Linked DNA regions of Homo sapiens: all the other regions are linked to region 1. A link is a contact called in ENCODE Hi-C or POLR2A ChIA-PET data. All regions are on one chromosome and are shown on one strand. Each heading gives the region's core, a stretch centred on a gene start or an enhancer-like site at or near the end of the contact. The rest is flanking DNA. Distances are from core to core; before and after follow the strand shown.

Region 1 (3,559 bases), core at 386-2,885:
CACTTTATTTTTATAAAATTGGTGACAATTACTGGCCAATTGCAGCTGGGTGATTGGACCCATTCTTTGTTATACAATTGACTTTATAAATGTAGAAAGCAGATGGCGAGGAAAGCTACCAATTTGGTTCTTAACTTTCTATATTGGTATTGACTTTTGTTCAGGTTCTTGTCCTTATAGGGAAAGTGGAGTAACAATTTCTACTGTTAAAGTATGACTAAGACCTGGGTTGGCCCATTTGAAGCTATAACACCTATAAAGCATCTCTGTAAGGAAATAATATTAATCTCATAGCTGAAGTGAAATGCTTCTATGCTATTCCTTACTTGTGTTACCTTGTCAGTTAAAAATAAAATTTAGACCAAACTGCCCTCCATTTTTGTATCATATAAATATATTCATAATATCACTGAATCATTAACCTATGAATTGAATATAATGTTACATGATATTATAGACATGTAATCAAACATATGCACATGTATACCTATAACATAGGCACATGTATAACTATAACATATGCCCATGTATACATCTGGGTGCTTGATGGTTTACAAATTGGGTGTTGGGGACCATCTCCTTCTAGCTTTTCTCTCTCATTCAAGCCCCAGGGAAACAGAGGTGAGCTGATTTATGTGCAGGTCTCCAGTTTTGTGTGGTCTTTATATTGTTAGAACAGTCTCTGTATCTATCTTTATGGACCCGATACAAATATTGTAATAAAGCCATCCTTAGAGAGATACCTTGTGTTACCTGCAAGCAGTTTTGGTGAATATAAATTTTTGGTTAATGAATGGAAGCCTGTGAATCTATTTCATAGCTTTCTTGCCTCAGGATTATACTCTGAGAGCATTATGTAGTCATTGAAAACTTAAGTACTTAAAAATATTTTAAAAGAGATGTCCAAAATTGCTTCTAGATGTGAACAATCACGATCAGCAATGCTTTATTTTAAATTAAGCAACAGCCGTTTACAATTATTATCATTCAGAGTAGTGATATTGGGTTTTGTTTTGTTTAGAAATCACTCACTATAGAATCTTAGTTTTGTTCTTTCCTGATCATTTGCCTAATCATATTTATATAATGAGAGAAAAAGAACTTGGCAGAGCCACTTTTAAATTCTGAGTTTTTTCTTCTACACCAGTGCTAGGTTTGATAAATACCTTGGTACCGATTTCTTCCATCTGTAGAATGGCTGATAAACATCTGTAAATATGATTTATTGTTATAAAGTCTCTAGAACTATAAAATTGCTATCCATAAGCTCAGGGACATATATCAGTTTCAGAGTCAGAAAGGGAAATGACAGTTTCTAGACCCATTTTAAACATTTTGTTAATGGCTAACTTATGCCTACCGTAAAAAATCCTCAAATCATAGGTTCATTTGTTATGTGAGCTGACAATTAGGTTATATTTATTAGAAGATTATCCCAAAAAGGAGAGAGAATAATTTTCGTATTAAAGAAAATAAAGATCATTAGAATTGGGGCCTAGACTCAATTCCTATAAAAGAGCCCATTTCTCTTCTAAAGATATTAGAAGTCTGGCACTTGTATAGGAAACCACCTATCAATTATTTATTGTGGTTTTGCACATGACACGACATGTTCTCAGTTCCTGTTTGCTCAGTGGAATTGGAATGCCCACTATCAACCTGCAACTGTTGCTTGGTTATTTCCTGGTACTTATTTATTGACTTATATTTGTAAGACGACTTTTGTTTGTAAGTTACAGAAACCCAACTTAAATTGGCTGAAGCGAAAAAAATAAATAAATAAATGAGGGATGATAATTGGCCCCTATTGCTAGGAAGTCCAGTGGTACAGCTGGCTTCAAGCATGGCTAGATCCTGATATTTAACCAAGGCTGTTGGAGTATTGATTGTCCATTAGCTCTGTTTTTCTATGTTGTCTTCATCTGGGGGCTCTTTCCAAGTGGAACTGAAGAGGACAGGTTTATTAATCCCACAGAGTATCTCTTTCCATGTAGCCCCAGAAAAAGCCATAGGCAGACTGTCATTGGCCCAGATTGAGTCATGTGTTCTAGCTTTGAGCCAATCACCATGATGTGCCCTGGCTTGCATTACATGCTGCCTCCAGAACAGAGGGAGATGTTCACCCCACGTGAACCACATGGGGGCTGGGGATGAGAAAGTTGCTTCAAGAATGTAAAAATGAATATTGTAAAGTAGCAAAGGAGAGCAAATGCTGAGTAAGAAGAAACTCCCCTAGATGCTTTCCTGAGTTACGCATTGACTGGTCATATGTAACAAATTCAGGATTTCAGTTTTCCTCTACAACATGATTTTAACTCTTGGAAATTCAGAGTTGTCTTCAGGTATCAGGATCTTGCCTAGTGCAGTGGAAAATAAGTTAGTCTTCTTGTAGATTCACATTTCCCACTTCTCTGTTCAGTCTAAAGGGAAATCAAATTGACTTTGATGAAACCAACTTTGTTTTCCATTGAACCGAACTGAAAGAAGCTAGCAAACTTCTGTGGTTCAAGTAAAAACCACCTGGCTTCTTTGAATGATCTCACTGGGTGGGGGGGGAGGGGGGGTTATTGTCATCAGAGAGTGATGCATCAAGTACTTTGCTCAGATTGCTGGATTCATAGATCCTGAAAGCATCTTCATTTGCTTCAGTGGACCCAAAATTCTCTAGTCTACGCTTCTCTTCAGTTGTCCCTTTCTTTTTTAGAAGGGATTTCTTATGGTTTAGGCAAATTGATAGCAGTGTTGCTTGAATTCTCCTTGGTATTCTTACTTAATAAAGGTAACATTGCTTTGACCTTGATTTAAGTGTTACTTCATAGATTATTTTCACCTATTTTCTGTTCCCTTGATTTTACACTCCCCTAGTAATAGTTTATAATTAAATAGTACTGAACCTTAAAACAGGCATAGTCCCGAAATGCTTCACATATATTAACTCATTTAATCCTCACAAACAGTTTATGCTAGTATTGTAGTAGTATTCCCAGCATAGAGTTAAGGAAACTAATGCCCAGAGAGGTTAAATGATTTACCCAAGGTCACACAGCTAATAAGAGGTGGAGTCAAGGTCCAAACCCAGGCAGTCTGGCTTCAGAAGACTTATTCTTAACTGCTGCATTATACAGCCTGGTTAGAGGCAGCACTTCTTATTGACAGTTTGCTTTCTGCTTGGCAGTGGATGTAAAGAAAGTTTTGGAGAAAGCCTGACTGGGTAGTGAGGACATTATTAATATGTTCTTTGAACTAGCCACATGTCATCTGAGCCTCAGTATCAGCACATGTGATTTGGGATGTTAACCACTTTTTACGGTTGTTAGAATTAAAAGGTACACCAGGCAAGACACAGGTGGTTTACCCCTGTAATCCCAATGCATTTGGAGGCTAAGGTGGAAGGATTTCTTGAGGCCAAGAGTTTGAGACCAGCCAGGTCAACATAGCAAGACCCTATCTCTGCCAAAAAAAAAAAAAAAAAAATTCAGCTGGGTGTCGTGGCATGTGCCCATAGTCTTAGTTAATTGGGAAGCTAAGGTGGGAGGCTCACTTGAGCCCAGAAGTTCGA
Region 2 (3,559 bases), core at 788-3,287, 690 kb before region 1:
TGGGCTGTACCAGGAAGCAGGTTCCACACTCCTCTGGTCTAGGCATCCCCAATCTTTGGGTGGGGCTCTCTCCCATCCTTTCAGGGTTTTAACCCCACTGTCCTCTCTCTCCAAGCTTTTAACTCCCCAACTCAGAGTTGGTTTTTACTAACTTTCTATGTGGTGGGAAATTACCCTCACATCCTGTCACATCTCGTTTACTCTATGATCACAACTCCACACTTGGGCTCTCTCTTTAAGCCAAGCCCTTTTTGGAATTCAAAGGAAAACCCATTTCTCTCTCAAGTACCTAGCTCTTGTAAATCAGAAGCACTTTGCTTTCAGCCTTTGTGTCTGCTGTGAGTTAAAAACATCCATTAAACTCTTCAGTTGCCTATTCGGTTCAGATGCCTATTGGCCCTGCCCATAAATACCACTTATTCAGTTGGTGGGAAGCCCCAGGCAACTAGTAATACCTAATGAGCAAAAATATTTGTTTTGTTTTTTTGGAAATACTCTCTTGCTACACATGCCACAACCTTGGAATAAATCCTGGAATTTTTTTTTTTTTTTTTTTTTTTTGATGTGTGTTTGCTGGGTGGTTTTGTTTCTGGTTTGTTTTACAAAACAGACATATCACTTTGTTGTCTGTCAACACATGACATCTTTTCTTCTGAAGAATTTCCAAGTGCATTCTTTTTCTTCAGAACATTTCAGTAGGAAATTGAGGAGGAAATTTGCCAGTTTTCTTGGTAATGAATGATTATCTATTTGGCAGAAGGCTGTAAGGTGGGGCATAGTTGCTCCAATCAGTGCTATCAGATTGGGGATTTATCAAGTGGTCAGCATATTAATGGGTCTAACCATACTTTGTTTCCTTCCTTAGGCCTAGCAAGTGCTTTCACTTTGCATTTCATCATTACATTTTCCAGTGAAATAGCTGTATCCTTATACAGAGGAGGCAACGTGGGTTTCACGGGCTACATGACCTGTGAAGGTTATGCTGAGAACCTAGGTCTTAAATCCAGGTATTAGACTCCACTGGACAGGTGTCTTCCCTGCCTCAGTTTCTCCAGGAGAGGTGCCAGATTGGTGTTCCAGAACATACCTCCCAAGGAGTGGATTGCTGTGGTCAAAAGCTGACCCTCCTGCATTCAGCTAAGTTCCCCAAGGACCCGTCACAGTGCTCTGTTCACAACTGATGGTCACAGATGTTGACTGAATGAATGATGTTCAACTTTTATACCTCTCCTAGTCTTAGGGTGATTATCAAGGCTTTTGGGAAAAAAAAGCATTTAACCATCATTAATAAACATTGTGCTTAGTTTTACTTTTACTGCAATCTTGGATTTGCAAGTCTAACAGAATTAATTATAAGCCTAAAGGCTTCTGAAATCTATTTGCAAGATTTTATATATAGTAAAATTTAAGTGTTTCCATTTTCAAGATGTGTTACAGAGAGTATAATCTTGAATTACCAGGCTTCCGCTGTAGCAGACCTTTCACTTCTGCAAGGGCGGAAGAGGTTTTCAGGAGCTGAGTAATGCTAGATTCCTTCCTGTAGGTATTTCACCAGCAGACATACTTCACAAATATTCTACCTATTGGATGAGGTTTGCAACAGGGAAACAGACCAGTTTAATGACACATGCTTTTCAAATAGGGCTTTTTTTTTTTTTTTTAATGGTGTGACCGGATATTTTGCTCCTATTTTATGCTCAGCAAAAACGTACAAATATGTGCTTTAATGAATATGTTAAGTCTATCACTGATCTTCTTGGGCTGTAATCTCTTCCTGTCAAATTTGCCAAGCCAAGCAGAATCAGTTGTCTGTTTTTGTTTTCAAGAGAAGCTTCTAAAGCTCCAATCCTTAGCATGATCTTTAGTGTTTTTCTGATCTTTGAAATGGAAGAAGTGTTTTGTTGTATTTTTTCAGTGTGCTTCAAGTACTAGGTTAAAAAGTCAAGATTTGACAACTTTGACCGGGGTATGACGGCAGGAACTTTGGTTTGTGATGCCTTTGAGGAGACTTGAAGTTTGCCAGCACCAAAGTCCTCTTAGTTTTACCTTAGGCAGGGGTTTTCCTCTTAATGTTATTTTGTGCATAAATTCTACAGAGGTCATTGCCACATCGTAACCAGGTTCTCAGGCTGGAGTTGACAACCACCAGCCTCTTGTGAATTATGGGCATTTTACTGGTGGGAAAATATCTTCAACATGTGTCCCTCTTTCTGTGGCTTCATGACCTGATTCTTGGCTGCTAAGATTGGAGAAAGATGTGTCAAAAACATATAGTAGTATCTTCGAAGAAAATAGCTGAGTGGTTAGGAACAGAGGTTTGGGAATCAAATTGCCTGGATTCAGATTCCAGCCCTGCCTACCCACCCTCACACCACAGAAACTGAAATATTGGAATAATCTTATTTGTACAAATAGCAAAGCATTTACAGGATAGGTACCTCCATAGAGGCAGATGGGTGTTTGAGGAGCTACTGTTAATACAGTAGCTTTTAACTCCTCACTACACTAGCACCATTTTAGTAGAAGGGAGCCAAAGTGGATTCTCAATTAATACATCTGTCATCCTGTAGTTTTTTGCCTTCAATTTGATCTTATAGTTCATCATTGCCACCTTTGCAGTTAATTCAGCTTTATTATTTTTTTAACACAAAACAGGCTTGAACAACCCAGCAGGATTATCATTCAACATAGCTAAAATTCTATTCCACCCATGTGACTCAGTTCATGAGCCCTAGGATTGATTTTTCTAATTGCTATTTTACTCGTGCTGCTTTCCTCAGACCTACTGGGAGACCCAGATGATCACCCTATGCTTACCTCACCACACAGAACAATATTTCTTATTTGCACAGTAATTCTGTGGATAGCATTCATAGCGTAGTAATTCTATGACCTACTCCAAACAAATGGGGAAGTGTTTTCTTCTTCATAGCCTCAATCCTCATCCTAATCCTAATGGTCATACCAAACTGACTCTTGGGCAGGTTCGTCTCTGCCTGGTGTCCTTATCTTTAAAAAAAGGATAATAATCATACCTCCTCCTAAGAGTGTCATTAGGATAAATTGCATAAACATGTAAATGTTCATAGAACAAAGCCTGGCTCAGAGAACAGCTCCAGATCACTTGTCTTTGCCAAGACTTCCTGTTTTACTATTACTTTATTATTTTTGTATAATCTATTTCTGTTTACCAGTTGCCCTGTGTCTTAGTTCAGGCTACTATAACCAAATACCATAGACTGGGCAGTTTATGCAACAAACCCTTGTTTCTCACAGTTCTGGAGCCTGGAAGTCTGAGATGAGGGTGCGAGCATGGGCACATCCAGGTGAGGGCCCTCTTCCTCGTTTGTACATGGCCATCCTCTCCTTGTATCTTCACATGCCAGAGGGAGGGCTGGCTCTCTTCATCTTCTCATAAGGACACCAAGCCTGTCATGGTGACTATACCCTCATGACCTGATTACCTCCCAGGGGCCCCACCTGCTAACACCATCCTATTGGTAGTTAGGGTTTCAGCATATGAATCTGGGGAAGACACAGATGTGCAGTCCGTAACACT
Region 3 (3,559 bases), core at 478-2,977, 550 kb before region 1:
TGCTTTGCAGGTTGGGAAGAGGGACCTCACATTTGCCAACTGTCACTCCCTACCGTGATCATAACCCCCGTGAGACGCACATTCAGCCACATCTGTGCTGAGTGCATGAGGAGCGGCTCGGGCAGAATCTTTAACTGCTGTCATGGTGGTCAGTGAGAGATGTGGATGTTCATATACCTGTGCGCTTTTGGGAGATTATACACAATAGAGTGGAGAATTGGTTGTTTCCTTGGCCATTGTGGAAGTAACACATGGATCTGTGTTCATTTATTGACTGATTCACTCGTTGATTTATTTATATCTCATTTGTTCACCTCTTCTCTCATGTACTCCTTTATCGACCCCAAATGACTTCTGGGGCAGAAAGTATTGCTCTGTGATCACCCAGCGTTACCCCCTACCTTATTTTTGGACATCCTCAGTTGGGCATTCTAATACAAACATCATTTAAACATCCAAACCCAACATCATTATGCGTAGAGATCTTTGTCAACAAGCTTATGAGATTCATCTGCTTCAACCTTTTATTTACTAAATAGATGGCCGCCCAGGATCAAATGGGCCATCTTTATGCATAGTTACCATTTCTGCAACAAATACGGCTTTTAGTTACATTTTGACTACCGAAAATATACTAGGTACTATACCAAGTATAAGCTGCCGCTTTTTCTTTCTAGCCTGAGCACTTAATTAAGACCTGACAGATTGATTTTTCCATTAGGCCAGAAGGCAGGTGTCGTCTTGAGTAATTCTTGATTTGAATTTCTTATTAAGAGTCTGTTTAGCTCCCCCCCCATCACTGCCACCAAATATGTGTATTTAGCAGAGACTCTCTCTTACCCAACGAGTTTTACACAACGAATTGGTAACAACCAAAATAAAATATCCTAACAATAAAGTACTGTTTCAAAGGTACCAATAAGGAATGTTGCCTTCCTGCTGCAGTGTGCCTGGTATCCCTATAGAAGGCCTGCCCGTGGGTTAATGTGGTCTGGTAGTCTGAAGCCCGTGAAGCCATCATTTCTCATCCTTTTTTTAACCCCTAACACTCCACTATGGACAAATTGACAGAAGACATTGGTATCTGTATAGCCCCTAACTCCTCAGTGGATGATTTGACTTCTTTCATTTTTCTTTTTTCTTTGAGACAAAGTCTTGCTCTGTCGCCCAGGCTGGAGTGCAGTGGTGCGATCTCGGCTCCCTGCAACCTCGCCTCCCGGGTTCAAGAGATTCTCCTGCCTCTGAGACTACAGGCGTGTACCACCACGCCCTGCTAATTTTTGTATTTTTAATAGAGACGGAATTTCAGCATGTTGGCCTGGCTGGTCTTGAACTCCTGACCTCAGGTGATCCACCCACCTCAGCCTCCCAAAGTGCTGAGATTACAGGCCTGAGCCACTGCCTGTAATGATTTGATTTATTTTCTTTCTCTTTTCAATTTCCATCCTCCAAAAATGTTATGGAAATAACTTCCCCAAAATGATTGTCTGCCCGTCCACTGAAATATAAATTCCCACTTACAAATAATTTTTAAGAAAACTCTGTAATTGACATTTAACTCCAGGGATAAAGAGTGTTGCTAATCTCAGCCTGCATCACTGGCCAAGGGTGTAACCAAATCCTCATCCAATGTGGTCATGTGTGTCAGTCACACTGCAACGTGGTAGTTACGGGCAGCGACTCAAGGTCGGCCAACCAGAGACTTTTAACACTTGTTGGGTGACTCAAAGCTTATTAACCTTTCTGATTTACCTTGATCTTCCATAAATGTGTGTGTATGTTTGTGTGGGTTTAAAAGGACAGAATAAAGAACTTACCTCATCAATTTGTTCGGTGGATTAAATGAGATAATCCATGTGGAATGTGACACAGGGTGCCTGGCAAATACAGGAGCTTTATATATGTTAGCTTTTCTGATTATTACTATTGTATCGTTATTGGTTAAAAGTCACATTAAATAGCCAAGGCAGATAACGGATGAGAACTTTGCAAAGATTACGAAAAAACTGAAGGAAGCCTACCTTGTATATGTGGCATGAGCTTTGGAACATCAGGTTAATTACCTTATTGCTGTGTTTTGGGGTTTGTGTTGACTTGCTTTGGTTTTTGTCTGTTTGCTTTTGAATAAGGTCCTAAAATACGGTTTTGCTGGGTTTTTTATTTGCTTCTGAAATTAGTGCAGGTGCAAGTAACAGGAAGTGAAACCTTAAGTGGCCTGAGGGAACCTCATTCAAATGGTGCCAAGCAGGTATAATATACAAGCATTATCACCTTACTGATAATCTGGCATACTGTGGGTATTCACACGTGCCATTCAGATTTCAGAGATGAAGTCATACGGCAGTTTGGCACCAGCTTGCCCAGCTCCTTAGGAAAGGTGAGAGAGAGGAAAGCCCTCATTTTTTGAGACAGTGTTGAAAACACGGTTTTACTTGTCGAGTGGCACAGGATTGCAGTTGTCATTTGGTCACATTGTCTTTGACGTTCCACCTTGGGTGCAAGGAAAATATCTTTAATAAGTGAATTCACACCCTGTTTATAGAGTTACAAAGTCTCCTCTGGGTTTGAGACTGTGTTACATATATCCTCATATTCTGAAATGTAGAAAAATTTACATATTGAAGACCCAAGACTAGAATACCACATTTTCATGGCTACAATACAAAGTTTTCCAAATGTTTAAATATTCTCACAGCCCGGTGGTTATATCTAAATAAAGCATTGTCCTTAAGACTTACTTTGGTTCTTTGTCCTGAAGGATTTAGAGAGAACCCACAGTTGCTTTGCCTTTGCGGTAGGTAAGGTGACTCTGTTCTCAGCCAGTTGCCGATCTTTGCATGCACTGAGCCCTTAGACATGCATTGAGTTGAATAAAATTTGCCCAGCTTGGTCTGCCATCCTAGGGGGCCTCTCCATGTGCCCTTTTTTGTTAAACTCAGAAGTGGGTCATATGTACAAGATGCCCATCTATGTCTTGCTTTTAGTAAGAAAGCATCTGAAACAACCTACTGCACCCCATAGAGTAGCCAGAGCTTTTGCATCTCTCCCCTAGGGCTCCACTGAGCCAGGATGTTGTTCCTTTTCCTTCAGCTTGCTCCTCCCCAGCCACTCCCTGGCCACAGTCACACACATACACATACACACACCCCTCTGCAGTTTGCTCCCACTTTGCCTTGCATGGCCAGCCTGGCTCCTCATTCATCTCTCCAACCTCAGCAGGCTCACATTCTGTATTTTCCTGGAAGGGCACTTGCTAGGGGCACAATGCTTCTCTTCCCATTGCTCTTAAAGGAAGGGATGAGAACAGGGAGCGATTGCATGAGTGGGAGGGAATACCAAATAAAATAGAGACAAAGGAATGGGCCCAGGAAGTCCAGATTATGTATCTGTTGGGCCCAGAAGTCTTTGCTCAACTTCTTATTTGAGTAAGACCCAAGAAAGATCCAGTTCCACTAATAGAAAAACCAAATTATTCTATTCCTGACATGTATCATCTCTGAAGCAGACAAAATAGAACTGAGCCTCAGTGTGGTCCCTTAGTATTTGGGTGACCTTGGGT

Evidence for each region. A loop is a pair of places that touch in the nucleus more often than their neighbours do. ChIA-PET counts read pairs that join two places held with the same protein, here RNA polymerase II (POLR2A). Pooled maps may share reads with other maps.
Region 2: a pooled map shows a loop between it and region 1 (3-fold over the local background). The contact joins two enhancer-like sites. A Hi-C loop is called at or near these places in 3 of 50 pooled maps. POLR2A ChIA-PET finds 5 or more read pairs at or near these places in 2 of 52 experiments (activated CD4-positive, alpha-beta T cell and activated CD8-positive, alpha-beta T cell).
Region 3: a loop to region 1 is called in a map with no recorded cell type, with 7 times the contacts of the local background. The contact joins two enhancer-like sites. A Hi-C loop is called at or near these places in 2 of 168 maps with a recorded cell type or tissue (Calu3 and transverse colon), 3 of 37 single-sample maps with no recorded cell type and 3 of 50 pooled maps. POLR2A ChIA-PET finds 5 or more read pairs at or near these places in 2 of 52 experiments (Panc1 and activated B cell).

What each region holds. Positions count from the first base shown.
Region 1 is chr3:71,009,832-71,013,390 of GRCh38, reverse strand. All of the region lies in intron 12 of FOXP1 (forkhead box P1), which reads left to right. Among named protein-coding and RNA genes, the nearest start is that of FOXP1-AS1, 280 kb to the left of the region's middle. Within about 2 kb of position 1,635, at least 8 of the 41 ENCODE cell types and tissues checked have a DNase peak (open chromatin) inside an H3K27ac peak, as active enhancers do.
Region 2 is chr3:71,700,814-71,704,372 of GRCh38, reverse strand. The region is part of intron 2 of EIF4E3 (eukaryotic translation initiation factor 4E family member 3); the gene reads left to right. Among named protein-coding and RNA genes, the nearest start is that of EIF4E3, 23 kb to the left of the region's middle. RefSeq lists an enhancer at 16-597. Within about 2 kb of position 2,037, at least 5 of the 41 ENCODE cell types and tissues checked have a DNase peak (open chromatin) inside an H3K27ac peak, as active enhancers do.
Region 3 is chr3:71,562,684-71,566,242 of GRCh38, reverse strand. The region is part of intron 2 of FOXP1 (forkhead box P1); the gene reads left to right. Among named protein-coding and RNA genes, the nearest start is that of FOXP1, 19 kb to the left of the region's middle. Within about 2 kb of position 1,727, at least 5 of the 41 ENCODE cell types and tissues checked have a DNase peak (open chromatin) inside an H3K27ac peak, as active enhancers do.